Regions from separate parts of the Homo sapiens genome. Here all the other regions are linked to region 4. Evidence: chromatin loops called from intact Hi-C (ENCODE). Cell type or tissue: dorsolateral prefrontal cortex. All regions are shown on one strand.

What was found. A loop is a pair of places that touch in the nucleus more often than their neighbours do. Peaks named below come from ENCODE experiments on the same cell type or tissue, not always from the same donor. Only the 100,000 strongest peaks of a DNase experiment are listed, where the experiment ranks them.
Region 1: a loop joins it to region 4, with 11 times the contacts of the local background. A loop is called at or near these places in 81 of 110 quality-filtered maps.
Region 2: a loop joins it to region 4, with 2.2 times the contacts of the local background. A loop is called at or near these places in 9 of 110 quality-filtered maps.
Region 3: it touches region 4 in a loop (11-fold over the local background); 100 of 110 quality-filtered maps call a loop at or near these places.
Region 5: a loop joins it to region 4, with 2.3 times the contacts of the local background. A loop is called at or near these places in 9 of 110 quality-filtered maps.
Region 6: a loop joins it to region 4, with 5 times the contacts of the local background. A loop is called at or near these places in 45 of 110 quality-filtered maps.
Region 7: a loop joins it to region 4, with 2.3 times the contacts of the local background. A loop is called at or near these places in 9 of 110 quality-filtered maps.

What each region holds. Positions count from the first base shown.
Region 1 is chr2:217,164,409-217,168,408 of GRCh38, reverse strand. No RefSeq gene overlaps it. Among named protein-coding and RNA genes, the nearest start is that of DIRC3-AS1, 120 kb to the left of the region's middle. In dorsolateral prefrontal cortex, a CTCF peak has its summit at 1,985 (motif pointing right); no DNase peak of the experiment used is centred here.
Region 2 is chr2:216,847,803-216,851,802 of GRCh38, reverse strand. No RefSeq gene overlaps it. Among named protein-coding and RNA genes, the nearest start is that of TNP1, 10 kb to the left of the region's middle. In dorsolateral prefrontal cortex, no CTCF peak of the experiment used is centred here; a DNase peak (open chromatin) is centred at 1,632; H3K4me3 peaks cover 686 bases; H3K27ac peaks cover 677 bases.
Region 3 is chr2:217,508,720-217,512,719 of GRCh38, reverse strand. All of the region lies in intron 2 of DIRC3 (disrupted in renal carcinoma 3), which reads left to right. Among named protein-coding and RNA genes, the nearest start is that of DIRC3-AS1, 230 kb to the right of the region's middle. RefSeq lists a silencer at 1,765-1,854. In dorsolateral prefrontal cortex, CTCF peaks have their summits at 1,581 and 1,782 (motif pointing right); a DNase peak (open chromatin) is centred at 1,719; H3K4me3 peaks cover 622 bases.
Region 4 is chr2:216,696,571-216,700,570 of GRCh38, reverse strand. All of the region lies in intron 1 of IGFBP-AS1 (IGFBP5 antisense RNA 1), which reads right to left. Among named protein-coding and RNA genes, the nearest start is that of IGFBP5, 3.0 kb to the right of the region's middle. RefSeq lists a silencer at 1,566-1,645. In dorsolateral prefrontal cortex, CTCF peaks have their summits at 1,354, 1,558 and 3,664; no DNase peak of the experiment used is centred here; H3K27ac peaks cover 1,102 bases.
Region 5 is chr2:216,798,449-216,802,448 of GRCh38, reverse strand. It overlaps IGFBP-AS1 (IGFBP5 antisense RNA 1), which reads right to left. Exons shown (of 6, transcript NR_187138.1): 4 at 2,764-2,900. Among named protein-coding and RNA genes, the nearest start is that of TNP1, 60 kb to the left of the region's middle. In dorsolateral prefrontal cortex, no CTCF peak of the experiment used is centred here; a DNase peak (open chromatin) is centred at 2,352; H3K27ac peaks cover 4,000 bases.
Region 6 is chr2:217,754,751-217,758,750 of GRCh38, reverse strand. The region is part of intron 2 of DIRC3 (disrupted in renal carcinoma 3); the gene reads left to right. Among named protein-coding and RNA genes, the nearest start is that of DIRC3, 34 kb to the left of the region's middle. RefSeq lists a silencer at 1,935-2,104. In dorsolateral prefrontal cortex, CTCF peaks have their summits at 1,794 and 2,007 (motif pointing right); a DNase peak (open chromatin) is centred at 2,050; H3K4me3 peaks cover 1,730 bases.
Region 7 is chr2:217,630,463-217,634,462 of GRCh38, reverse strand. All of the region lies in intron 2 of DIRC3 (disrupted in renal carcinoma 3), which reads left to right. Among named protein-coding and RNA genes, the nearest start is that of DIRC3, 160 kb to the left of the region's middle. In dorsolateral prefrontal cortex, no CTCF peak of the experiment used is centred here; a DNase peak (open chromatin) is centred at 2,224.

The sequences.
Region 1 (4,000 bases), 470 kb before region 4:
AAACCACTTTGGATCCTGGACCTGAACTTTTCTTGAACCCCAAGACCTTTAAAGTTTTAGCCTCATAAGGACAAATCAGCTTTCTCTCTGGAAAACTCTCAAACCACTCCCCACCTCAGTCTCAATGTAATAGGAGTGATGAAGCCACTGGAAGAAAGGGAGAACATGGGGGAGGCAGTTATCTCACCCACCTTCCACCTTCAGGTCCAAAGGCTGAAGACCCAATGGCTTCTGGTTTTAACTTGGTTTTGGACCTCTGCAAGACATGGTGGATTCACTGTTTCCCCTCTAAGGTTTACGGTACAGATTTTTCAAAAAGCATAGAGAAGATTGTATTGACTAAATATGAAAAATAACCAAAACAATAGCAGCAATTGAAATCCAATCAACCCATACCTGTAACATCATTCTACCTCTTTAAAAGAGCAAGAAATTATCCTGGACAGAAGCATAAGTCATCTCCTCTGTCCTGCAGCTTAGGCTGATGTGAACTAAGAGACAGTGGCTTTCATTGTCCCTGCAACTTGGGGTGACAAAACTAAGTTCTTATGTTTCATTAATAACCTCCTGAAATTCAGTCTTTGACTCTTTTTTTTTTGCTGTGCTATGAATGAATAACTGCTTTAATAAATATGTATGAACATACTCATCATATGTCATATAACCAGAATCAAGCAAATATGCATATTTTTCCAGTGTGTAATTGGCCATTATACACAATTAGACATCAATGTGAAAGGCTTGCTGAAAATGAAAAGCAGTTAAGTGACAAAATGTCAGGTTTTGAAGAAAATGTCAAAAGTCCTATTACAATCTAGAAAATCAAAACCAGATAGGTTATAAAAATGGGTTTGGGTAAACATACACCTGTATACACACACACACACACACACACACACACACACACACACACACACAATTTGATTTCCTAGAAATGGAGATGGTAGTTATGAACTTGCAATGTTCATATGGGAAAGTTTCATATTAAACATTAGAGAAGACTTTTTTAAACTTTTAGATTTGGGGGTACATGTGCAGGTTTGTTATATAGGTAAACTCATGTCATAGGGATTTGTTGTACAGATTATTTTGTCACCCAGGTACTATGCCTAGTACCCAACAGTTATTTTTTTCTGCTCCTTACGACTGCTTAGCTGTGGGACTTAATTGACTAGTCAAAGGAAGCTGTGCTTTTTCTTAAATACATTTGTAGACTAAAAATCTAAAACATCTTTATTAAAATCTTAGATTTTTAATAAAAATCAAAATCTTAGATTCTAAAAATCTAAGATTTTTATCAAAGATCAATTAGTCCATGGGAGAAACTTCTCTTTAAAATGTCTATTTCAAAAATTAATACATCCCTGCTAAACTGTTTCAGTGCAATGAGAAGTTTATTCCTAGACATGTTTCAGGGTTCTACAATTGCAGTCACTAAAAAGTTCTTCCTTATATCTAACCAATATCTACAACCTTAATGTGTGTCTCTCTGGAGCCATGTAGGATACTTGATTTGGTCACATTACAGATCTTCAAACTTTTGAGATCACTTGATATATTCCTTATAATTCTCTTGCCTTCAAATTAAACATATCAAATTATTTGAAATCATGTCATTGGAGAAATTGTTGAATGAATAAGTTTAAGAGTGAATGGAAAAACTGGGAGGTATCGCCAATTTGGCAAAGGAATTTCAATTAACATTTATTTGTCATATGCTATGTATCCACAGTATAGTAAGTTCTAAAGGTCTCTATTAAACTCCAGTACCCTGATCTCCACATTCCAAAGTGTTTTTCTTAGCTCAGAGTAGAACATGTCTCCCATCACTGACTGTGCTTTGCAGGAGGTGGGTAGTGTTACTAAGGGAGAGAAGGCAGGACGTAACTTCACAGTGGTCTTCTCAAACTCGTGATTCTACAAATAGCTCTAATTCTACAAAATAGCTCAAGACTCTTAGTTTGAAAGCCACAAGAGGGCACTAGACTACTACATGGACCTAGCTCTACTTAGGGCCCAAAGCACAGAGCAAGGGTCAGTATTGACATTAGTGATGGCCACATCAGTTGCATGTCCTACATCTGTGTCTGAAACACAGTATGCAATCATGGAGGATGTGCAAAGCTATTGGCTATGAAACATGTTCAAATGCTAAGCTTGAGTTATGCTAAATACAGTAGAATCCACATGCAATTTGAAAAAAAAAAAAAGTAAAAAGGAGTAAGGTCCACCCCCAAAGTTCTAAGAAAAGCAAGGTGGTTCTTTAAGCTGTGAGTTCTGAAAACAATATGGACAACATAGTGATAGTCAGGGGAACAGCAGGAGTTAGAAAAACAGGAGCCTTCCACTTCTACTTTTGGAAAGCCTGACATCTGACGAGGCTCATATTGGCCACAAGATTCCCTCCAGACCATGAGATTTACACTGGGCATCACCCAAGGTATTCATTCTCTCTGCTCCTGAAGTGCTCCGTACTTTACAAGGTTTCAGGAACACTAGTCTCAGGCTAATGAAAGCATACTTAAAAACTTCTCAAAAATACAGATTGAGTCTATGTAATCACCACACCATTTGAGAAAGGCAAAAATTTAGTCAATTAAGTTATATGTTAGTCTGAATAAAATCAACAAACAGATTATTTGGGTCAATGAAGAAGTATCTTACGCAATTCCAAAACAGCCAATCAAATTCACTCAGACAAATATGAATCAACACAAGGAAAAACAATCAGTCAAGAATGCTGCTTTGGATCATGAAAATCAAACCCTAAACTGAAGGCTTGAGTTTTTAACTTTTCAATAGTTATGTTTAATATTGTATAGAAGATGACTCCTTTGTTATCATAACTGTGCATGGGATATACTTTTTCCCTAAAGATGATAGACAGATAGAGAAATTGATAGACAGACAGACAGACAGAATAATTCAGATTGAGTGTCATATAAATGACTTACCTAATTGGTTAAACCAGAGGTTCTTGCTGCAGCAGGAAAGATAGGAGAAGGTCATTTTTCTGAGGCAAGGTTTAGCTCTTTGGAGACAATGAACACCTGGGTGGTTTCCTACAGAGCCAGTTGAAATCATTAAGAAAGATGGTCTTTTCTTTCTAGTTTCTTATTAATTTACCTACATTCTGAGTTCTGGATCCATGACCTGCATTTGTTTTTAAATTTTCTTTTTAAAAATAAAATATATATTATATATTCATGAGGTATAAAGTGATTCTCTCTCTCTCTCTCGATGGGATCTCACTATGTTGCCCAGGCTGAACTTTCATTTCTGGGCTCAAGCAATCCTCCTGCTTCAGCCTCCTGAGTAATTGGGAATACAGGAGTGCACCACTGCACCCAGCTTGAAATGTGATGTTTTGATATATGTTTACATTGCATGGCCTCTGTTATTGTACTATGTCAGAACCTTTCTAACTTTGATCATTTTACTTCCATTATCCTTGTCACGTTTGACCCAGCCATTGCTCTGAGACTCTGTCCTTCCCTCGTGGAACAATGAGAGCTCTCACCTTTTGGTTCTGATTCCATCCCAACCCTTCTCCCCAGGAGTCTTGCTTTTTCTGGAATTGATCTATTTATAACATTGCCTCAGTTTTTAGGTTCTTCTCAGTGTCAGCTATGTTGAGTCTGTTAAAGATATCTTGGCTATTTGACTTGGTTTTCATCAAGTTCCTTGGCTTCTACCTTTTAAATGACATTTTTTTTTCACATAATTGTTATTTTTCTGGGCTCTGGCCACTGATTTCTCCATATTCTCTATTTCTTGACTCTTTCATTAGCTTAACAGCATAACTTCCATCTTCACTCCCCCAGTTCTGTTTTCAGAGATCTACTTTTAATGGCTAAGCCCAGCCCAAATTGACAGTGTCCATCCTCTTTGCAAGCCTTGGGCCCTCCCTCACTACCCCCAGCACAGACTTCATCTTCTAGGACAGTCCCCAGTGCTACAGGGGAGGTGAGTTCAAGAGAAAGTGCCCCAGGATCTTCTT
Region 2 (4,000 bases), 150 kb before region 4:
ATAGGTCTAGAGGTGTAGAGGTGATTGCTGAGGCACTGTTGTGATGTTCTTGTTGCTCTCATGCTCATTCTTGTTGCCTTTGATGGACCTATATGATCACCTTATCTGGAAGTCTGGAGGCAAAATTGTTCACCACTGTATATCTGTATCTTTTCTACCCAGACAACTCTTAGCTCCTTATGAATGGGCTCAAAGCTGATTGGTTTATAACCATATAAAGTGAAAACAGAAAATGTATTCTTTCTGATATATGAGGAAGTTTTCTATGTCACACACGGAGGAAAGGATAACTTGACATCTAATTTTCACCATGATCTACTCACACCTCTGCCTGCTAACTCTCTCTCTCACACACACACACAAACACACACACACACAGGCAAAAAGTAGAGAAGCAAATATCAAGGGAGTGGCACTCAGCTTTAAATTCTGTGTTATTTCCCATATATTTATTTGAAAATACTAGAATTTCATTAATTACACATTTAAGGAGAATAATGACAGCAATACTCGTAAAACACCTACACCAGACACTCTCCTAAGAGTGTTATGTGTATTAACTTCTTTCACTCTCATCACAGTCCCATGAAGTAGATATTATGATGATCTGTATTTTAGAGATGAGAAATGTTTCCAAGGTCACAGGGCTAGTGAGCAGCAGAGTTGGGGTAGAGCCAGTCTGTCTTTTGTCTGTCTGCTTAACAACTAAGCTATGCATCTGTGTTTTACAGGCAGAAAAAATGAAGCCTGGAGATTGGGAAAGATGCACTCAACATGGCTCAGTTAGTGACAGAGGCAAAACTAGAAATCTGTTCTTCTGTACTCTATTGCCCTCCCTCCACCCCCACAAATGCTGCTCCCCCACCTCCCCCGTCTCGCTACCCGCAAAACCAGACTACGTCATTGTCTGAAGTGAACGGGAGTTTTGATAGCAGACCTAGGATGCTTAGGGGTAGAAGACAAGGAGAAGAAGACAGATGATGTTCCTCATATCTCTTGATCTGATAGAGACAGGGCCAGTTGATTCAAACCCTAAGTAACAAACTATAACAGAAAAACCCAACAGCCTGATTCAAACCCTAAGTAACAAACCATATCAGAAAAACTCAGGCTTTCCCAACAGCCTGTTCTAGACTCAAATCTTACAACAATAACTTAGCAGTTACATAACCTTGAACAAGTTGTCTAGCTTCTCTGATTGCTGTCATTTGCTCTGTAAAATTGAGTTAAGAACACCTTCTAGGATCAACATGCAGATTTACATGGAATCCACGTACAAAACAATTCACATCATACCCAGTATATCCTGGGTACTTGATAAACATCAGCTCCTCCCCAGACCACCCTGACCCTTCTCAAGGTTAGCTGGAACCAAACGGGGACCCTTGAAATCTCTGCAAATGGGTCTATCATGGAGGACAGTAAGTGTGTAGGTCTACAGAGTTGCCCCAGGAGCAGAGAAGGAGCAACCTACACACCGGTCACTGCATAGCAAGTCGGGCAAGGGTTACCACCGAGAAATCCACCCCACAGCCTCACTCTGTGTTGCTAGAAAGAAAGAGAAGGATTGTGAGCTTTTGCTTGAGTCACAGAAGCCTTTTGTGTCTCCCCGGAGAGGGGAGGGTGGGACCTCAGGCTAACGGAACAGTAGTGGGCGGGGTGATCTGGCAGCCTCGATTTCATCGAAGACAGGCTGGCTTGATGCCCAGCCTGGCGCGTTGCAAGGCCAAGGGTGGAGGTGCCCTGTGAGGTGGAGACAGGTGTGGGGGAAAAGCAATGACTTGGAAAAAGGAGATGCCTCATTCTTATTTCTTTTAGATCGCATTTTAACTAAGTAAATTCCATTTTTAAGACTTTTTGTGCTTAAAAGGAGCCCATTTTCCATGCCCCAGTTTCCTCAACAAAAACATAGGAACTCAAAACATTGTGGAGCTCAGAGGACACTCCCAGGCCCATCTTTTCTATCTCTTCTATCTCCCAGTACACACCACAGACGGCTCTCGCCCCTACTGAGCAGATGGAAAACAAATGGGTGAGACCCCCAAGACTCCCAGAGACTAGAAAGCACCTTCTCTTTCTAGGCCAACTTGACCTACCATGGTTTTGGTTGGAAGGGAACTAGGCCAAAGACCAAAAGGAGGCTCCCTTCTGGAAAGTGGCCTCTTCTGTTTCTCACTATCACCTTTCTCTTTGAAATTCCTCCCAAATGTTAAAACCCAGCTCCAAGGATCTTTTCCTAATTAACCCAGGCAAAAATGAATAGGCTTTATCACCTCTCAATTCCTGGCTCACTGTGCATGCCCTTCTAGAAGTCCTCACTTTCTAAGAATGCAATGATATTATAGCTGCTAGGGTCTCTGTTCCTAATGGAGCATAATTTCCCTGAAGACAGAACCATTATCAGCTCTGTCTCATCCACATGGCTCACAACAGGGCTTCTCAGGCTGGGATAGTATCCTCCCTACTAACTCAGGATTTATTGAATGTCTACCCTATACCCAGACTGTATTTATAGTTTCCCACATTCATCCAGGATGACAGCCACTGTTCTGTAAATGTCTGTGGAGTAAAAGCCCCTTACACCGTAGACTGGTGCTTGTGTAGAATGAGTGGTCCAGGTACCAATTTCACCCTTCAAGTTATATGCCTCTAAGGTGAGCAGGGCATCAAGATCCACACGAAAGAGACAGGTTTTACCATGGCTGTGCTGAGAATCTGAAAGATGAAAAATATTGTCCTGGGTCCCTCAGAGTACACACCAGGAGTTCCCAATTTTGTCCATTCCACAACGCCTCAATTCTAAATGTAATTATTTGGCCAAATAGGGTAGAAGAGGGCTCCATTAACCCAAACTGCTACTCCAGGCCTGGACATCCCATGAGGACAGGTAGCATGACATTTTGTACTCTACTGTCTCTAGCCTCTGGTAAAGTGCCTGGAACATGATAGTTGCTCAACAAATATGTGTTGAATAGATGGACAGATGGAGGTGATGCTGCTGACAAGCGACCACATACATCTTAGGAGGAGGATAAGAATGAAGAACATCGCAGTTAGAAGGGACTCTGAAGTATTGCAAGACCAGCCTCTTATGTTTAGATTAGGAAATGAGGGCCAAGTTCACATGATGGAGTAGAAAGAGCACTGAACCAGAGTTTGGGAGACCTGGAAGCCTCAACTCTGACAAAAAAACAAAACAAAAAAACAAAACAAAACAAAACAAAAAACAACTCAGAAAAAAGAATAGTCAGCAGGGGTGCTGCTGGGGAAGCAGTCCTTGCCATATTACCACCACCACCCCTCCACTGACCAGGTCATGTGCTCTTAACACATGTATGTTTATGCTCTCCAAAATCACATTTCACATTCTCAATTCTGTTCCTATGTATTCTCTAATTCTAAGCTCCATGAAGCTTGGGGCGGGGGTCATGGTTTTGGTTTGTTCTTTTCTCACTGGCCATGGTATCCCTATCATCCACCACCACAACTGAATTACATATTAAATATTTGTTAAACACAAGAAGTTATTAATTATACATTCCTTCTCAATTGCATGCTAAATTTTTCATGCAGTCTAGAGTGGCTCTCATTGCAAATGTAGCCACCCTCGTAACTGTAAAGTTGCACTTGAGAAAGCTGATGAGAACAGAAGCGGGTTGAATTCGGCCCTAGAGAGCTGGTAAAAAAAAAACAGAAAAATGTATGGCTATTGGAGCAAAATCGATTCTGCCTTCAAGATGGATGGGGTGTCTTTCAAAACTCAGACTAACGCTAATCTGAGCTGGGCTTGAGAGACTTGCTCCAGGGTGGTAGGTCTGGGGAACATGGGAATGCAGAAGATTCTGCTAGTGGAACTGAGAGAATAAGCAACCAGCAGCAGTAGCCAAGTGGCAGCTGGGAGAAAAGTTTGGACCTCAATTTGAGAAGGTTCGTACCTACAACACTGTTGGCAAGAACTGGGTATCCTCCAAACTCAGGACCAAGAGAGGTAGAAGAGTTA
Region 3 (4,000 bases), 810 kb before region 4:
TTGCTGCCAGTATTCCGGATGCAGATGCAGAGAGATAGAGGATCTACAAGTGACAGTTGGATATAGTTTTCAAATGACTAGTGTTGAAGATTGGATCCTGATAAAGGAAGTTTATCTCTTCTTGGCTTCCTGAATGTCAGAGTCGTGGGAACCTGTGAGCAGGTGACTGAGGGGGCAGATTCATCTCCTGACCTTGACAGCTTTAAGAATAGGAGAATCTCCCTACCCACTCAATATTTGCATCTATTTATAACAGGCAAGAGTCATTTCAAAGCAAGGCAAGGGCATTGCCAGGATGACCTTTGGAGGGCCCTTTTGGGATGAATCATCTGTGATATTGCCTCTTCAGCCACTATGGATGGGGAGTATGTATCATTATTTTAGGCACATGAAAACTGAGAATGCTACATAAATTCACATTATTGAACAAGAGTGGTTATGGTGACCTTGAATATTTTCACATTTACCCTTGCAATTTCCCTGTTCCTTCCCTATTTTTATTTATTTAAAATTATGGTCTTCTCTAGGAATGGAGATGTTTTATGTTGTGGGGAGTGGTCTAGAGGCAGGACCCTGAGCCCAGAGGAGCATGGAGAAGAGGGGAGGAGGTAAGGGCAGTTGGCTTCTTTCTGAACTTGGTGAGGACTGTGTGTTCTAGAGGGAACATTTTGGCCTTGTGAAAAAATAAAACCCAACACAGACATGTGGCAGCTCCCAACTAAGCGCCCATCCCTTAGAGGGCTACCAATCGAATGAACAGAGACCCCAGTTCTCTTTGAAACAGCGAGAGAAACAAGTTTATATTTATTTACATGACACCAAGACTCAGTTAACACAGAACTTAATTTCTTTGTGATGCTGAGGCCTGAGTTGTAAGATGCAGGTTAATTTCTTTTGTGTGTATTCTATGGAGAAGAGAGTCATAATGCTAGAGGAACAGTCTAAAACACATGGAATATTACTGGAAAGACACTTACAGATAGCTTTCCATCAAGAGAGAAAACTGGCATCCAGAGAAGTTAAACGACTTGTCCAAGAGCGTATGGGGTGTTAGTAGGAAAACTGGCCTGGAAGCTGGGAGACCTGAGTCTAGTGAAGCTTTATTGGTAATCCTAAACTGTAGTTTATCTTATATTCAAAACAGCTTTAAGAATTTCCTGAGTCTATAACTTAACTTCCAGATTCCAGATTCTCCCTCTCTCTGTCTATATATACATATATGCACACACACAAATACATATACACACATACAATAAAACATACAATATACACACACAATATAACTGAGATAGAATACTCCAAACTTCAAATTACCTACAGATAAGGGAGTAAACTCCCAGGCTCAAGGTGGTCTCCAGAGCAAGTGCTGGAGCAAAGACTCAGCCTGAAGATTGTTTGGAAAAGGAGAACGGTGCCTGGGGGCATTAGTGTCCAAAACCACAGACAAAATAACCTCCAGAAAGAGAACTTCGCACCTGACTGAGAAATAGCTTGAACAACTCACAGGCCAGGTAGCCTGAGGGCGCTGCTTCAGGATGCGAATGAAAGGGAGGGTTTGACTGCCCATGGGGCTGGGCTGGCCTGTGGAAAGGGCACTATTTCTGGAGGAGAGGGGGCCGCTTGGCAGCAGGGCTTCAGAGGCGTCTGAGTGGAGGGGAAGAACGAAGAAAGAGTGTCCTACCAAGCAAAAGTGGATCTCAAAGCTCAGAAGGCACACCAACCCCTCCCCCACAAAAGCTGCTGTCAGTGAAGAAACTACACTTTCCCATGCCAACAGAAGAGGGTGCTCTTGAACTAAGAAACATGGTCAGTCATCAAACGCCATGACTGCGCCTATCTACAACTGTATATTTAAACATCTAAAAATGAATAGAAAATGGCAGACGACACTCATACAAGGCCAATAACTTAAAAAAAAAAAACAGGAATTAAAACATTCCAGCAGATGAAAATGCTTCTACCGAAATCAAATATGAGGTGGAAGAAAACTGTAACAGAACACCCACACTGAATTGAATATCCTAAAACAAGCATGTGAAGATAGAAAACAAAAACCTTAAATCAGAAGTTTTAAGCTTTATAAAAGAAATACGACCAAAAAACCCTATTATTTTGTGAAAAACCCTATTTTTCAGGAAAATGCGAAATAAGAATTGAGTGAACTCAGGAAAGATATGGAAGGAAAAGACAAAATCATCTTAAAAATAAAGGCCAAGTTATAAAGTACCCATGGAAAAAGAGATTTGACTGAAAATATGAAACAGTGAGGAAAGCCATGAAAAAAGGGAATAAAAATAAAATAAGGAACAAAGCAAAAGAGATCAGAGAGAAAATAATTGATAGAAGAAGGCCATTACAATAGAAAACCACTAGTATTTAAAACCACAGACTAAGAGAAATGTCTGAAATTAAAAGAAAACTTGAATCTGCATCTTTAAAGGCTCCTCAGTATCCCTGGGAAAATAAACCTGGAATGGTGAAGTCCAAGACATATACTAGGAAAATATTGTAATTTAAAGATAAAGAAAAAATTTTTCTAGATCTCCAGGCAAAAGTATCAAATCACTTACATAGGAAAGAAAATCGGACTTCTCATCTAAAGTAAAAGAATAACACAGTCACATCTTCAGGAAACTAAAGGAACTGTGGAATAGCTTTTATGTAGATGAGCTAAGCTTCAAGTATCAAGCGATTTTCTATGTGCAGAACCCCAGAGAACACTGCAATCACTATCCAACTTTAATGGTCCTACTATAGAAAAAACATCATTTAACCAAGATAGGACCTGGACCTGAAGAACTCTGGAAAATGGACTGTGTGAGCATTGAATATATTTCAATGTAAATCTGTAACTTAAACAAGGACAGAGTCATGGGGGGAAGAACAGTTCAACTGTTATATGTGGTGACAAAACTGAAGTGACCTATTGTTGCATAGACAATAGGTGGGAATGAAGAATATAATTTGAAGCAAATAAAACACTAAGTAGCAGAGTAAATGTGAGAAAAGAGACTAAGGGCATTATAATAGGTAGTGGCAAAAAGGTAAGCACTGCAACAAAGATATTAATCTTCCTAGATATCAAAAAATAAATATCACATGAAATAAACCACACTGAGAAAGAAAAATTATATACATAATTTTACACAGAATACAAGTTGAGACCATGTACATCAGTCATATTACTAAATTATATTTATTATATTATAATTTATTGATAAGCTTATTAATAAATTACATAAATCCCCAATTAAAAATATTTTCAAATTGACTCATACAGCAAAACTCAATTCTGTGAGATACATTTGAGACACACCTACAATAAAGTGATTCAGAAAGACTAAGAATAAAGAGGTATTCCAGACAAATGGAAACCGTAAAATAAAGACACTCAAATCTAATCAACATAATTCATAAGGTAGACATTATAGATATATATGAAACCTCCACTCTTGCTAATATTGGGAATATACTCTCTTCTTAAGCACAAATAGAATGTTCACAGAAATTGACCTCATGTTGAGTAACTGTCTTCCTCTAGGCTGCTATAGCAGAATATCAGAGACTGGGTGGCTTAGAAACAACAAAAGTTTACTTCTCACAGTTTTAGAGACTAAGAAGTCTAAGATCAAGGTGCCAGCAGATTTGGTGTCTGTTGAAGACCTACCTCCTCATTCATAGACAACACCTTCTTGCTGTGTCCTCACATAGTGACAGGGACTAGCTAGCTCTCTGGGGTCTCTTTTATAAGGGCACTAATCCCACTTATAAGGGTAGATATCTGATGGCCTGATCACCTCCCAAAGGCCCCACCTCCTAATGCCACCACCTTGGGAATTAGGATTTCAATTCAATGTGAATTTTAGGGGGACATAAGCATTCAGCCCATTGTAGTCACAAAGAAAGTTTTTGAGTGAGTTCCATGAAGTAGAAATTAATGAGAAAATTTAAAAACGTTCTTCTACTTGGAAATTAACATCTGTTAGATGACTATTGGGTG
Region 4 (4,000 bases):
AATCTCAGTTGCTAACCATGCACTGTGATTTTACTTGGCCTTTTCACGGTTCATATGAATCATATTAAACCTGCTTCAAGTAGTTAACACTCTCTCTCTCTCTCTCCTCTTTTTCCATGTGATTCCATTTTTTCTACCTACCCTATCTCTCTCCCACCTAGATCTGGTGCTACCAACACTGTCTCTAAGTCACAACAGATCACTTTTCCTGGTTAATCTCATTTTCCAAAATTGAAACAGCTTCTGAGCGGTCCATTGTAGGAACATGCCAGATCCCATGATCCAAGAAGACAGAAGGGCTCCAACCAGAAACAGTATTTATGGAGCCTGCCCTGCTCTGCCCTATCTGTCTGGAACTGCTCCAGAAGCCTCCTTAACATCAATTCGTGCAGCTATTAACTTATATGCGGCTCACATCGGGATATAAATCACTCTGCGTCACAGCTGGCTCCGGCTCCTTTAACAGCCAGCCTCAGGGTCAATTTAGACTCTAGTTAAATTGCCACCACTGCAAGCACCACTACAAAATTAACTCTAAAGTAGCACATGGTTTTACCCTCAAAAATCACTATAATTCTGTTCTATGAGAAACTACACATAAAACCTAGAAAAATATTGTGCAGAAAGGATACAGAGCTATTTCAGGACACTGACTACCTCTGTCCAGGGAAGAGGATGCGGGGATGGCATGCATGGGAGGTGAGCTGTTATCTGTCCCACTCTACTTCTCTTTTAACAAAATCTTCAGCTGGGCGCGGTGGCTCATGACTGTAATCCCAGCACTTTGGGGGGCCAAGGTGGGTGGATCACAAGGTCAGGATTTCAAGACCAGCCTGGCCAACATGGTGAAACCCTGTCTGTACTAAAAATACAAAAATTAGCCAAGCACAGTGGTGCGCACCTGTAGTCCCAACTACTAGGGATGTTGAGGCAGAAGAATCGCTTGAACCTGGGAGGTGGAGGTAGCAGTGAACCAAGACCGTGCCACTGCACTCCAGCCTGGGAGACAGAGCAAGACTCCATCTCAAAAATAAAAAAAAATAAAAATCTTCAACAACAACGGCAAAAAGTGAACATGTGTCAAATAAGTGTAGGGAGTGGAGGGCACATGCTCTATTATCTTCTGTTCTTTGAATGTTTGAAATGTGCCATAATTACCTTTTTTTAATTTAACAGGGGGAATTTTTATGAATTGTGGCTGAAGATCACTTCTGATTATTCCTCAGAGAAGGTTTAGGACACCCTTTGATGAACCCAAAGTCATCAAGTTCCTACCCTGGCCATACCTTTTCTCCAAAGAAAAGTAATCATGAACACAGCATCTGGTGGGACACAGAGGGTTTTGCACCTCAGGCTGGCCTGGTGCTATTGGGGCAACAGTGCAGTGCCGATGCTGGGGTGGCCTATAAGTGGACCCACAGGGTGTCCGTACCTGTCCTTCCATCCATGCTTTTTCTTCTCCCGTTGCCCCATCCCCATTGTTAAACACCTCTACCAGTATCTGCTTCTTTCCCTTCGTGAAAGGAGGCGTGTTTCTAATGATGTATCTATCCTGCCACCTAGCCTTCAGCAATATCACTACAACAAAGTTGCCTCATGCTGCTCTTTAACACAGACTTCAGTCTTGCTGAACCTCCCAGAGCTAGGGAAGGACCTGAACAAGGGGGCACTTTCTTTATTGAACATCACTGTACCTTAGTTTGGGACCAGGACAACATGGCCGCAGCATTAGTATTCTTGATGTGTGTTGGCCTCTGGGAGAGACTGAAGTCAATGTCATGAGGTCTTTAAAAATTGAATAAATTATATAAATAAGCCTGTCTGAGAGTGGTGAGAGTGACACAGAAAAGAGAATGAAGACAAGATCCTTAGCTAACATTTTTCCATTCTAACCAGTAGAATCCACAATACTTTGTGTCCTACTAAAAAGTCTAGCTTTCCCAAACTGTGTTATCAGGCATCATCCTTGAAAATCACTTAGAAACTCACAGGAAATGACCACAGGCAAGGCATCCGAAGCTTTATAAAATAAAAACACTATCTATCCTTTGAAAAGTTATCCAGATAAAAGATCATAAATCTTTCACTCCGCTGCATTTCTTGAAAGCTGGCTTTGATAAGCAGTTAATCTTTTAAAGGAAAGAGGAGGAGTGATCTCCGGGGAAACGGGACACAAGTGGTTGATATTTAAATACTACTTCCCCGAAAAAGATGCAGTTGACAGGTATAGAAGCTAGTCTATGCCAGAGTTGGGAAGCCCATGACAGCGAAAGCAAGCCGGCAGCACAGGGGGGTCTCTAGGAAGGGAACATTTGTATCTGGCAGGAATTAATGATCCCCTCCCAATTACCCTGGTTGATGCAAACTATTTTTTTTTTCTACAAGCAATTTTCTAAAGGTGATTGTGAACAGATCTAGACCTCCAGAATGGAGGGAAGGGGAAAATGGAATCAAGTAAGGCTCATAGGCATCCTCCATAATCCCGTATCCTGCAGTAACAACACCAACACCTTCCCACTCCATTGTCATATGTTAATTATGGACTCAGAAACAACACCCATCTGGCCAGTCCTCCATCTTTGGATGAAATTACTATAGACAATCCCAGGCTACTGAGAATTCTTCTTTCTCTCATGCCCTCTCGGGAAGCCTATCCCAGGGTCTCTTGGACAACAGCTCCAGTGTCTGAATCCCTTATAACCTAAGCCCATTTCTAAGTGGAGATAAAGAATGGCTGCTTAGCACACCAACACAGCACATGTATACATATGTAACAAACCTGCACATTGTGCACATGTACCCTAGAACTTAAAGTATTAAAAAAAAAAAAAAAGAATAGCTGCTTAACATTTACAGTCTTGCAGAGTAACCTCTCTCCATGGCCCCTGTACTGCTCTGCCCCAGGGTCCGGCTCCCACCACATTCTCCTCCCCCCTTCTCTCTACCCTTTTTATCTTTTCTGTGAATGATCCCCCCTCCTTTTACCTGTCTTCACATATTGTATTATCCAGCCATTGGAAGTCGGCTACACAAAAAGAGGTGTCACTAGAGGCCATCTCTCTCAGAATACAGGGTGACTGGAACGAGGCAACTCATGTTTCTTTGGAAGGAGTACCACAATTTCCCCCAATCATCTTAAAAGCTACCAGTGTGCCTGAGGCAGGCTGAGCTGCTAAGGGTGTGCAGAAAGAAATAGGAGCAGGGAAGAGAACATACTGCACACATTCTGCTGCCACTCTTGTAGTCTGAACTTGACACAAATGACAAAATAACACATGATTTCCCTCACTTCTAAAATATTTCCACCAAAGTTTTGAATATTGATTTGTTCCTACCTTACCAAGCCCTCAGACTGAGAAAAGAAGAAATTAAGATGAGCCTTGCTGCTATTTTTTGTTTTAATCATTACACACAATGCTCCTCCCTCTCCCAGCCACCACGTGGCTAAACCCCCTTTGGCAATACAGGCAAAGACATAACTTTAGACGTTAACCTTGTTTTAAAATGTGCCTTTCGGCAAATAGATAAGTGAGAAGAGAGATCAGGATCTGGGGGTGTTAACGGCATAAAGTGAGATGCTCCTGAACTGAACGAGCAAGAAAAAATATTTTCTTGAAAGCAGTCCTCCAGAAAGAATTCTTATCATAGATAAGGGTGCAGTCTAGTGGCAAACTTCATGAAATGCAGCCCCTTCTCCAAAGGAAAGTTAGAATACTTCTCAAGGGAGGAAGCACAATGTAAAAGGTGTAACAGCCCACACCAAGTCCACCCAGCAGGGGCAGTGACATTGGTCATTTCTCTCTGACTTGCCTGTGAGGCTCATGGCTCACTCAGGTCAATTTCAGAAAAAGCTAAAACCACCACCTTCCTATTTCAAGGCCTTAGTTTTCTTTCATTTTATTAAAGAGGTTCTAGTGGCATGATTCGGTTCCTGGTCAGGACCTCTTCCAAGCAGGTCCTGTGGCCCTGTCAGCTCATATTCCTGGGATGTGCCTATAAG
Region 5 (4,000 bases), 100 kb before region 4:
AGAGTAAATGTTGCAAACCCAACAGAAGGGGCCACTGTCATTCTGGAGGGAAAAACAGAAATTCAGACTGATTTTCTTACTGAAGGGCCTCCCTATATCCTTCAGAACAAAGGATTGCTGGGGCTGGAATTCTGCCTGGTGATTGAGAACTTCAGAAAGCAGATGACATCTGGTGGGCCCATCCAGGTCTATAAATTCCTAATACAGTGTGAATATCCCAAACAGAGTAGAAGAAATCACTAGAAGCTGAAGCAAATAGTATAGATCCAAGGGGAGTGACCAGCTATCAAAAGGGCAGAAAGATTGGCTTGACTCAGCCTCAAGGCCACCTCAAGTCTCCTAATTGGCAGGCTTGTGGAATTGTATCTGTAGCTCTCACTTGAGAATTATAGATCAATTTCAGATCAGAACAATGGGCTAGATTGCTGCTATTCAATAGCTGTGTGATCTTGGGAGTCTCTTCGCCTCTCTGTTAGTCTGTTACCTTCCAATAACATGCAAGGATCTCTAAATCAAATTCATCCACATGTGCAGATCAATCCGCACATATGAATGACACACAGCCTTTGTTATTTTTAAGATGGGAAAAGACAGGGGTGACTAGGAGAACAGGGGGCTTTCAGAAACTGAGAATGTGGAAGATGACCACCCCTGAATGGAAAGATCAGAAAGAAGAGGAGGCAAGGAACAAAAGAAGAACTTCAAAAGACTGAGCTATGGGATCTAGAGTAGGCTCTGTGCACTTCCAACAAGGCCAGGCCAAACCAGGCAAAATTCTGTGGTTTTAGCTATGCAGCTACCAAGGTCCTCCGCTTTCTATCATTTAAGAAGTAGGTTTGTGTAGGTTTGGAGTGTAGCGTGTATGTGTGTTTTAACTTGGCTAACTTGAAACTTCCTTCCCCCAGATTAATCAAAGAATCAGCATATGACTTACTCAGAATATAGGTCACAGAATTATAGAATGTTATTGCAGGAAGAAGCCTTTGAGGATACACACTTGTACACACCCAAAGAGTGGCTTAATAAATGCATGTTGAATGAGGACACTTCATTACAGGGTTAAAGAATTATCCATCTATTCAACAATTATTACATACCTATTATGTGTTGGATCCTGTATTAAAATTAGGCCAGTTGCACAAATTCATCTGCTAGAGCAGCAAAAAAAATATTTTATTCAAGGCTGTTTAGCAGTTTAATCAAAAAGCTAAACTATTTTTTAAAGCCCTGAATGATATTTTTTTCCCCTATACTTGGACAATCAGGCATATGGGCCTTGGCATAAAAATGTTCCAGATCCCAGTTGGGGTAAGGCATGTGGCTAAAAAGACCTTCGAGCACTTCCAGTCCTTTCCACACTCCTGGAAGGTTTTTAAGAAAAAAAGAAGAAAAAGAAACACCCTTTGGTTTCAGTATGCACTCTCTGTACTTGCATCTGTCTCTTTGGACGTGGTTGGCCAAAGAGTCTGCTAAAAATATAACGAAAGAAGGTGGGTGGGAAGTGAGGAATATAGGGAGAAAATTGAAAAAACTAACCCTGTTCCTTGCTGGCTGCCTCCCCCCACAAATTCACCACAATGTTTAAGCATGTCACTATTTATCCCTCTTTTTAGCCATATTTTTGACACTTGACATGGGTATATACTGTCTTTTAAATAAAAGGTAAAAGTGCTCTCATTTTTATTCTTCCTGTTGGGCTCAAGAGTCTCTGAGACTGAGAAAAACTCTCTAGCTTCAAGCAGGTCTTTGTTCTGATTTTGCTGCCTCCCAATGGCTGGAAGGCAGGCTGGGGAGTGGTGGGAAGGGTGTTTGAGCCAATACCCATTGTATGGGTAGCAGAATCCGCCAAGATCCTGAAGGTATACGGGAACCAGTTTAATAGACTTCCAAGGACCAGCCAGCTGGGAGTACCCAAGTCTCTGGTTTCTCAGTTTCCAGGATCTGTTCATCCATGTCATGGTTGGAGTTTGCCCAAAGGGAACAGAGGAAGGGAGCTCAGCAGGAGCTAGTCCGGGAGCTGGGTGGTTGGATCATTGGGCTTCTTGGAGTTTGCTTCAACTCTTCCCTTTCAGCAAAGGTTACTGGAGCAGGCTGGGCCTACTTGGGCTAGGAGAGCTGAGTCATGCATGGGAAGGGACACCAGCAACTATAAATTATCTTGTGTGTAAGGCTGGCTTTCGAAAACTCTGGCTTTGGGCTTAGAGGCTTTATTTATATCTCTCACAGGAATATTTTTCAAACTCATGACCATGCACTCTGTATTGCTTTGGGGACACTCCAAGCACCTGGTCTCCTCTATGATGAGTCCTGCAGGTGACAGTCCCCAGAGGCCCTGGGCCTGGACTCTGAGTCTGCTGTCACTCACACCCACACGTACACCCCCTTGTTGCCAAGGCCAGGACCCCATCCCACACATAGATGCATGTCCAACTTCATTGGCACAATGTTGCGTGCAGACACACAGATGACATTCAGCCACACATCCACACACACACACACACACACACACACAGAGTCTCTCTCTCTTTCTCTCCCTTTCTCCCCATATGCAAACTACTACAACCCACTGGTTCTCTGCCCATTTCAGAGACAGCCTCTGCTCACTGTGAAACCTGCAACACACAAGAATACTCCACAGGCTGAAGGGCCCCTCCAGGAGTCAGATGCCCACTTCTCTGGCTGAGGAGCATTTTGTAACTGACTGAACACATTTTTTTTTGTGCTTTGGTAATTTGGTTTGCTTGTTGTTGTTGTTACTCGTACCTTACAAAGTGGATAGCGAGGTACCATAAAATAGTAGCTGCCACCTAATTCACACTCTTGAGAACAGTTTCTCTGGCCAAATCCTCGCAAATCAGAGTGAGGTGCCATGGAGATGCTTCTCCTCCGTCTTGGATTATCTGGCAAAGAGAAGCAAAATTTCCTGAGCACAAGTGCAAGAGGGGGCAAGGTTATCTCTTCTGATAAATGTGAATGCTTTTGTCTCTTCTTAGCCCACTGACATTGTTTCTGTATCTTCCACCTCCCTAGCCTTTTCTTTTCTCTTCCCTGCTTTGTAATTAGATGATTTTTGAAAATTTAATAAATTAGTGATTGTTATTTATTTCCCCTGGCTTATTTACCATTATTTGTTTTTATCAAAGTCTCTTCAAGATAGATAGAAAGTATCTCATTGTGGCCACTTTCCTGAGAGAGACACAGGAAAAACAAAACACTTTTCCTAGGATCTCATAGGACAGTGGCTGTGATGGGTTTGAGTCCAACACCTCCAGACCCTGCCTAGCAAATTGCTTCTAGAATGATGACCACAGGTCCCTGTAATTCATCCAGCCCAACTTCTATCCTCTGAGCCCTGTGTCTTCTTATTCAAAGGACATAGGACTGACTTCAACACTCACTCACTACCTTTCTGGGAAGCAGTACTCCTAGACTTTGAGGCTAGATCTTATGGGGCTGTCCTCGCCTGTCAGTAGAAGGGATAGTTAGGGCTCTACATGGGGCAGCAGTGACCCTATTGTTGATTGCCACAATGCCAGAAATTTGAAAAAAATGTCATAGTTCTACTTGAGGTTAGTGTTCCCCAGTTCCTCCCTCTTCCCACCTGATTTCCCCAACATCATAAGCACATGCTGTTCACACATATCTAATACTCTTATCCCACCATCATCTCTAGCTATCTTCCAAGCACAAATATATACATATATAAGGAATCACTTTCTCATCCCTGGATCATCCAACCATCTTTCTCCCGCTACTCAAACATTACTTAACTTTCTACTTCTTCCACCAGCTTTTTCAGACAATTTATTTTCCTCTTGACTACACAAAGCACTAATTCCTGCCACATATATCTCATGGAAATGTTTGCACCTCATCCTTCCATGGCTGTTCAATGCTAACAGTTCAGTTGTGCTTTTCGGGCAATGGGGGGCATGCCAGACAGTTCCACCTGTCCCTCCAAGTCCAACCTTCTCCATCCTACTGAGCCTCAGGAGGCCAA
Region 6 (4,000 bases), 1.1 Mb before region 4:
GTAATAACTGTCACTGTCACTTAGTAATTGACAGTACTTCTTCAGCTCTGGTCTTAGAAGTGGCTATTTCTACAAGGAGCTCTGGTTTCTTTTAGCACAGAATGGTATTTAGAAACCAAGGAATGTGGTCATTGTTATTAGGGTGTTGCCATCCCTACATCTTCGCAGTAGAGATAGAGAATATATGCCTGTTCTCACTCATAGGTGGGAATTGAACAATGAGAACACATGGACACAGGAAGGGGAACATCACACTCTGGGGACTCTTGTGGGGTAGGGGGAGTGGGGGAGGGATAGCATTAGGAGATATACCTAATGCTAAATGACGAGTTAATGGGTGCAGCACACCAGCATGGCACATGTATACATATGTAACTAACCCGCACATTGTGCACATGTACCCTAAAACTTAAAGTATAATAATAATAAAAAAAAGAGAATATATGTATCTCTACATATATCCTCATATATCTACATATGTAGATATAGATATACATACATACAAGCAAACTATACACACACACATTCCAACTTTATATCTAGAGTCATTTTCTTAGTCAGTCTGGGCTTCTATAACAAGATACCGTAGACTAGGTGGCTTAAACAACAGAAATGCATTTCTTACAATTCTGGAGTCTGGGAAGTCCAAGATCAGGGTGCAGAGTCCATGTCTGGTGAAGGCCCACTTCCTGGTTTGCAGATGACCATCTTCTCACTGTATCCCCACATAGTAGAGACAACAAGCTCTAGTCTCTCTGTCTTATTAAAAGACACAGTCCAATCATGGGGATCTCTACCCTCATAACCTCATCTAAATCTAACTGCCTTCCAAATGCTCAACTTCCTAATATTATGCCGTTGGGGGTTAGGGTTTAAATATATGAATTTGGGAGAGGGATATAAATATGCAGTCCACAATAGTTCTACATACAAACATACAGTCCATATAGTCCTTCATGCATTTATATCTGTATTTTTATACCTCTACATATTGCAAACTGAGCTCACACCAATATCTCTAATTCCACTGGGTTTATTCTTCTTTTCTTTTTTCCATATTTCCTACTCTCATTTCCAGTAATGAGAAACGTGGCTCCTATTATCCCTAGTACAGTTGTCCCTCAGTATCCATGGGGGATTTGTTCCAGAACTCCCTCAGATGCCAAAATCCATGGATGCTCAAATACCTTATGTAAAACGGTATAGTATTTGCATGTAACTTACACACATCCTCCTGTAACCTACACACATCCTCCTGTAACCTCTAGGTTACTTGTAATACAAAACACAATGTAAATGCTACATAAATAATTGTCATACTATATTGTTTAGGAAATAATGACAAGAAAAAAAAGCCTGTACATGTTTGGTACAGTTGTAACCAGCCATTTTTCCCCCAATATTTTCAATCCACAGTTGGTTTAATCCACAGAAACCACGAATGTGGTGGGTGACTGTTTTACCTGTTTTGTTCCATCTCTCTATATGTAAGCAGTCTCCATCACCACAACCCCCCAACTCCCACCCTTTTGCACAGACACTCTCCTCTCCTTGCACGGAACATATTTATACAAAAAACTTTCACATGTATCTGAAATTCAAATTTAACTGGGCATCCTGTATTTTTGTTTGCTAAACCTGTTAGTCCCAGAGGGCCAACCTAACTTCCATGCTCCCGGCCTTCAGGTGACTGTGCTGCAGCCCACGTTCTCTGCCCAGCCCTGGTTGTGTCCCTTCCTTGGAAGAGGTGTTGATCTCTAGAAACCCCCCCCAAAAAACTTTCCTGTTGCTCATCTCCATTTCAATCAGCTTCCAGGAACTAAACTTGCAACATCAAGCCTCTGCTTTATTATTTTCCTGGTTCTAAGATCCCAGAGGTCCCCACCCACACCCGTGTAAGCCCAGTTCCCAGAGCAGCCTCGATCCTGGCCCCAGGGCCTGGGGGTGATTCCAGAGAAGCCCCTTTGAGGGATTACGGGCGCAGGACGCTGGGCCTGCGGGCCTCCCGAGGGCTCCCGCCCACCAGGGGGCAGTCTTCACCTGCGTGTGAGCAGCTCCGGAGGCCCGGGCAGGGGAAGGGGTGGGCGCAGGGATAGCTCGCTGGGGGAACCCATGCGGGGCATACGTGCGTGAGGGCACGTGAGGGCCGTGCCGGCCAGAGCCCAGCGTGCGCGGCCTTGCGTGCGTGCACACGCATATGTGTCCAGGTGCCTACGCAGGTGCCTGACCCTGGGCAAGTCGCTCCGTCATGCGGACCTCAGTTTTCTCATCTGTCCGACGAAGGTATCTTTCCATCTCTGACTGTCGGTGTTCTTTATCCAAGACTGCTCAGCACATTGGGTCCTCTCTTTAGAGCCATCTCTGTTTATTGAACAGAAGAGGCAGGGATTCCAGGCCATTGAATTGATGCGGGGGGTGAGTGGGAGGAGACAGTGAGGCACGGGGGGTTTTTGTCTTTTGCTCCCCAAAGCAATACTCTTTAATTGGTTTCTAAATATTTGTATTTTTATTTTTTACAAAACTGTATTTCAAAATAATGTGAGTCTTTAAGTCCTATGCAAAGCTACCAGAATCCTTGGTCGTGCTTCCCTACTCATTTGCAGGAATCCGGGCAGAACATGAATTCTCAGAACTGGTGGGACTTTCCAACCAGTTGCTTCTCATGCAGAGGCAGAAAAATGAGGGGATCAACAGCCCAGGCCTCAGGGGCACCCTTCTTGGCCCTTACAGGTAATTTAATTGCTGTGCCTCAGAGTCTCTTCTGTAAAATGGGAATGATAATAGTACCCTAAGTGATAGTATTATTATTAAATATTGGCTGAGTGTTCCCAGCTTTGTCATAATACAGCTCTGTGACCTTGGCCCCTCTCTCAGGACCTTTGTTTCCTCATCAATAACGGGGAATGAAGCACTCATTTTGCGTGGTTGTGATGAACAGGTAGGTTGTTTGTGAAATCACCTGGTGGTACCTAGTAGGTATTAAATACCCATTTCTTTCTTGGATAAGTATTGCTTCCCAGTCAACACTTATCTTCCCTGTTGCCCTGGCCTCAGCAAGGTGACAGTGATAAGTCAACTGATCCCTTTCAGCAGAGACCTCTTCAGGACATCTGCCTTAGATGAAGGAGAGTGTAGGTGTTCAGGAAGCTTGGGGGAGATTGATTTACTTCCTGGAGGGCTTTTTGTTAGTCCTGAAATGTCACTATGTGGTTTGCTGCTTCCTCTGCCTGCGGGTGATGGGGTAGGGGTAGAAGGTGGAGGGGGTGCAGGTGTCTTGTTGGGAGCCCCTGGAAGTCACCTCTTTAGAGGGGCCGTCTCTGAGATACGACGATTCATTTTCTGTTATCCTTATATTTTTGTCTCTACTGCCCCCAACTCCCCCCATGTAAACAGCCTGCTCCTTTGAGATCCCTGCTTTGGGAGACTTGCTGCTGCAGGCCAGGGAGTAGGAATTGCTTTCTTTTCTTTTTTCTTCCTTTCTGGGAGCCTGAGTTCTTTGAGATGTGAGTGCCTTTGAGGGAAGAGTCCCGGAGGCAGAGCACCCTTTTCCCTGTCAATGCCCAGGGTGGGCAGGACCTCAGAGTGGGCTGACAGTGTGATGTGTCTGTGACTAGCTTTCTCTGGCACTGTTTGGCACAGAAGCAGCAGAGCCCCTGGGCTCCTGGGTACTGTGTGGCCTTGCATCAGTTATCTCAGTGTAACCAGTGGGGACAAATGGCCAGTGACCACGCATGCACCCCTTCCAGTGATGCTGGTGAGAGAGAGGATGGGCGGGTTCCATTAATGACCAGGACAAAATTTGCTGTCTCAGGTGGGATGGGGGCTCAGAGATGGATTTAACTTGACTTAAATAATTTTTTTGAAAATTATATTTCTCATATACCTGAAATCGTGGAGTTTGATTTATAGTTGCTATTTCTGAATTTTCCTTAGCACCTGCACAGCGTCTTGTATGCAGCAAGCACTCACTAAGCCCTTCTCCTTACCCTGCCAGTCTACC
Region 7 (4,000 bases), 930 kb before region 4:
AGACTAATGATCAGCTTAGTGTGGCTGTGGCACCGAGGACACAAGTAGGTGTAATAAGAATTGAGTTTAAGATTGTAGATTGGGTACAGATCATGACGGACTTTCTATGAAGTGTTAGGGGCAGCTTGGAATTAATCCTCCGGCCAAAGGGTCAGGAGCCAAGGAAGTGTTTGAAGGATATGAGAAAGTAGATTTTGGTAGTAGTTGTAGGGATTTAGTTTAGACATTTTGGAGGGTTTTCCAAGGTTAATGGGCCTGAGTTATCAATCTCTCAGGCATTTGGAATGATTATAAATAAGCTTCCTGGGATCTTTTAAGGCATAAGGCATGGTCCTGGTCAGTGGCCCTAGGAGAGGATTTATATAGTGACTGAGATGTCTCCAGACCTAAGAAACTCCGTTTGCAACTTTTCCTCCTAGGAATAAGCCTGTATGGATGTGGTGTCCTGAGAGGCTCCAGGGCGGGGCATCACTATTGGAATCAGCCAGAGGTCTCCAGGCCTTCAGGGGACATTAATTAAAACCATCACCATGTGGCCTCTTCAGCCCAAGGGGTGATGAATTGCACTTGAGGTGTGTGCAGTACATTACCCTTTGGCTCAAGGGTGCAAGCTCTGTGTCCTTCATGACATTACCTAAGAGTAATTCACAATATGTTCTAGAAGGCTGCCAGGAAGTATGAAGAGCAACTTGTACACTTCTGGATTTTCTTTCCTCCAATCACCATTGTTCCCTGGAAGAAGGGGCATCTTTATCCCTGGAGTCTGGATCACAATCCCACATCTGAGTCCTTTTATTAATTTCCTGGTGTAGGTTGGGCTGGTAATGCAGACCTCATATCATGCAGAGCAGAAAAGGACCTTGTCCTTCCTCCAGCTCTGGCTGGAACAAATGAAGCCCAGGGGTTGCTGGTGAGGGCTTAGTGGAGAGACAGTCTGTTGGTTCATGGCCAGAGTAGAGCCCTGGAGAGTTCAGGAAGGCCAAGAGGAATTTTCAGGGCTTTAGAGAGGAGAGCTGAAGGTTGGGGTCACCTGTCCCTGCTCACCATTAAAAAGTGAGGCAGCAGAATCTGTGCCTAGTCTGGAGGGCTTCCAGTATCCCCCAGATTTCCCCCACCTGCCTTAAGCTTCCTTCTTTCAAGAGCTGATGTGGGTTTGGAAAACTCTGACAATCAAGCATTTGCCAAGGAGTAGGAGTTGCAGTGGTGAGGGGAGACTTGTTCTTATGGACTTTTCTTGGATACAGGGCACAGGGGGCAAAGTGGCACAAAATGCCTGGTGGGCCTCCTTTATAGGAATTTGTCCACCAGGTTTGCAGAGCTCACATTTCCTGAATTTAAAACACGCATGCACACAACACACACACCACACACACCACACACACACACACACACACACACACACACACACGAGTCATGCATTACTTACCAACAAAGATTTGTTCCCGGGATATGTCATTAGGTGACTTCTGTCATTGTGTGAACATCGTAGAGTGTATTTACATAAACCTCAACCGTAGAGCCTACTAAACACCTATGCTACTGTATGATATAGTCTGTTACTCCTAGGCTACAAACCTGTACAGCATGTTACTGTACTAGATACTGTAGGCACTTGCAACACAGTAGTATTTGTATATCTAAATATATCTAAATAAGAAAAGGTACAGTAAAAATATGGTATTATCATCTTATGGGAACCACTGTTGTATATGTGGTCCATCATTGAGCAAGACATCATTGTGTGGCATATGACTATATACACACACGTACATATATGGATATATGTATACACACGCACATGCATACATGCAGAGGGACCATTTGATAAATAGCATGCATAGGTTTTTGTGGATGAAATGCCCTGTTGGTCTGTGTTGTGTTGTTTGCCAGCAATCCCCAAAACATAGAGATAGAAGCCACTGCAAATAGAGACCACCTTGCTCTCTCCTGGCTAAACTATGTGAGGCCCTGAACAATAGTATTCCCTCAAAGTGGCATTTATGAGTTTTAGGGGACTGTGTTGAGAGGATGCTGGATTTGCAGAAAGCATTTTTTTTTTTTTCTGGCTGTGTTTTCCCAAAAGTCTGAGATGAGAGGCTCATCTGAATACTGGTCCTGCAGGAGGGAAGGAAATCAGAACTGACACTGGGAATGGCTCTCTCCTGGAATACTCCTTTGCTGTGAGCTATTGCTTATACCAGCTGGGAAGCTCCCCCCATGCTTGGCTTGTTCTCAGAACACTGTGTGCTGAGTCTGTGTGTCTGGGCTTGGAAAGCCCTCAGAAGACAGCGCAGGCTTTCCAGACTGCAGAGATCTGAGGGACTCCTTTGGACCCTGCAGAACTGACTTATTAGCTGGAATTTGGTTTTCACCCATGGTGCTGATGTCTTCCCCATGCCCTGTGTAGCTTAGTGAGAATTTATATTAAAACATACAGGCCACAAAATAGATGCCCTTCCCTCTTTTTGGGTTAAGGTCTTAGGTCCTCAGACTCTGGTCTGGTTTCCAAAGGAACATATAGGTCCCTGAGTGTTGAAAGGAGGCATGCTCTGCTTAGTTAGATCAGGGAAAAATTGAGCTCAAAATTCCTCCTTTTTTTTCCCCTCCCTTCTTTGTTCTACATTCCCATAGTTATTCCCCTGAATTAAACTGTTAAATCAGGCTTAGTTATCTAACAATCCAGAATATGGATTGTTTTCCAGATTTCCTCCTAAGAATGTTAGCATGACTTTTCCCACTTCAATACTATCTACCTCTTGCCTTTAGACAGGGGAAAACAGAGGCACAGAAATAAAAACAAAAATGTCCATCTGCAATTTTCGCTCCATCGCTACACCACTGGCTTCCTAGTTCGGTGGTACACAGTAATGCCCATGAGACCCAGAAAGAGGTTTGTCCAAAACATCTTGGTGGAGCTGCTCTGGATTTTGCTCTGGGAAGATTAGTCCGTGGCTCCACTCTGAATTCGTGCTGTAGTCTTGGGCACACAAGTTGGCTTCTTTGAACCTCGGTCTCTCCCCATGCAAAATGAGGGGGCTGATTTAGGTGGTCTCCAAAGACGCTTTTATTTCTGACATTCCCAGCCCTCCGACCTCCTCCCAGCATGCTGCCGCTGCTCCAGCAGGCAGGCTCGCTAACACATGGATTTATGTGGGCCACTGGCTTTCCCCAGCAGCCCATTTCCGCAGCTTATTACCAGAGGGACAGAAGTCATTAGCCTGCTTTGCTTACTGAAGGCTTCACTCTCGAGATTTTATGTAGTGGTGGCAGCTTTAACCCCCCGGGCTCACAGCAACAAAATTTCGGTTGTACTTTATTAATCCTAGAACTGAAAAGTGAGTTCAGGGAGCATTTGTGGGTGAGGAGAACAGAATGCCTTGAACTTTCAGTAACTGCTGATCTCAGTTGAGTTGGGTAGGGACAGGGCATGTGTAGGAATACACAGGCCAGGAAGGTGATTTGTGTTTCTTCCTTATGATGGGACATGCATACTTAGATTAATAATGGGTATTAGTAGGGGTGGGAGGAGTAGCTGTAACATTATGTGGAAAGCAAGTGGGAGAATCATGAAAAAAAATAATCCCATAGATGGAGAAGAATAGAAAGAAGGAAAGGAGCATTGCCTAGTGTTGGTTATTGATGGTTAAGCTCAGCTTTTATTTATTCAATAGGCCTGCAGATGTAGACTTCTAGTATTTTCTCAAAGAGTCAGAAGAATAGGTTGACTTTACTCAGTTGTGGTGTTTTCAACAGGGACCCAAAGACTTTGGAACTTGAAGTCTGAAGAGTAGGGAGACTTCTTCCCAGGAGCTGACACTTCTGGAATTTCTGCCACAGGAACTAAGTGTTTGTTTAGCATCAATCCTATGAGATGTTTAGCAAAAAAAGACGTGTCCCAATAAATTCTGAAAATTCTGCAAACTCTCTCTTTTGGTGAGAACGTTGTACAATACTATAGCAACGTCTCTGAAATCCTGTAGGGTAAGGGAAACTATTTAAT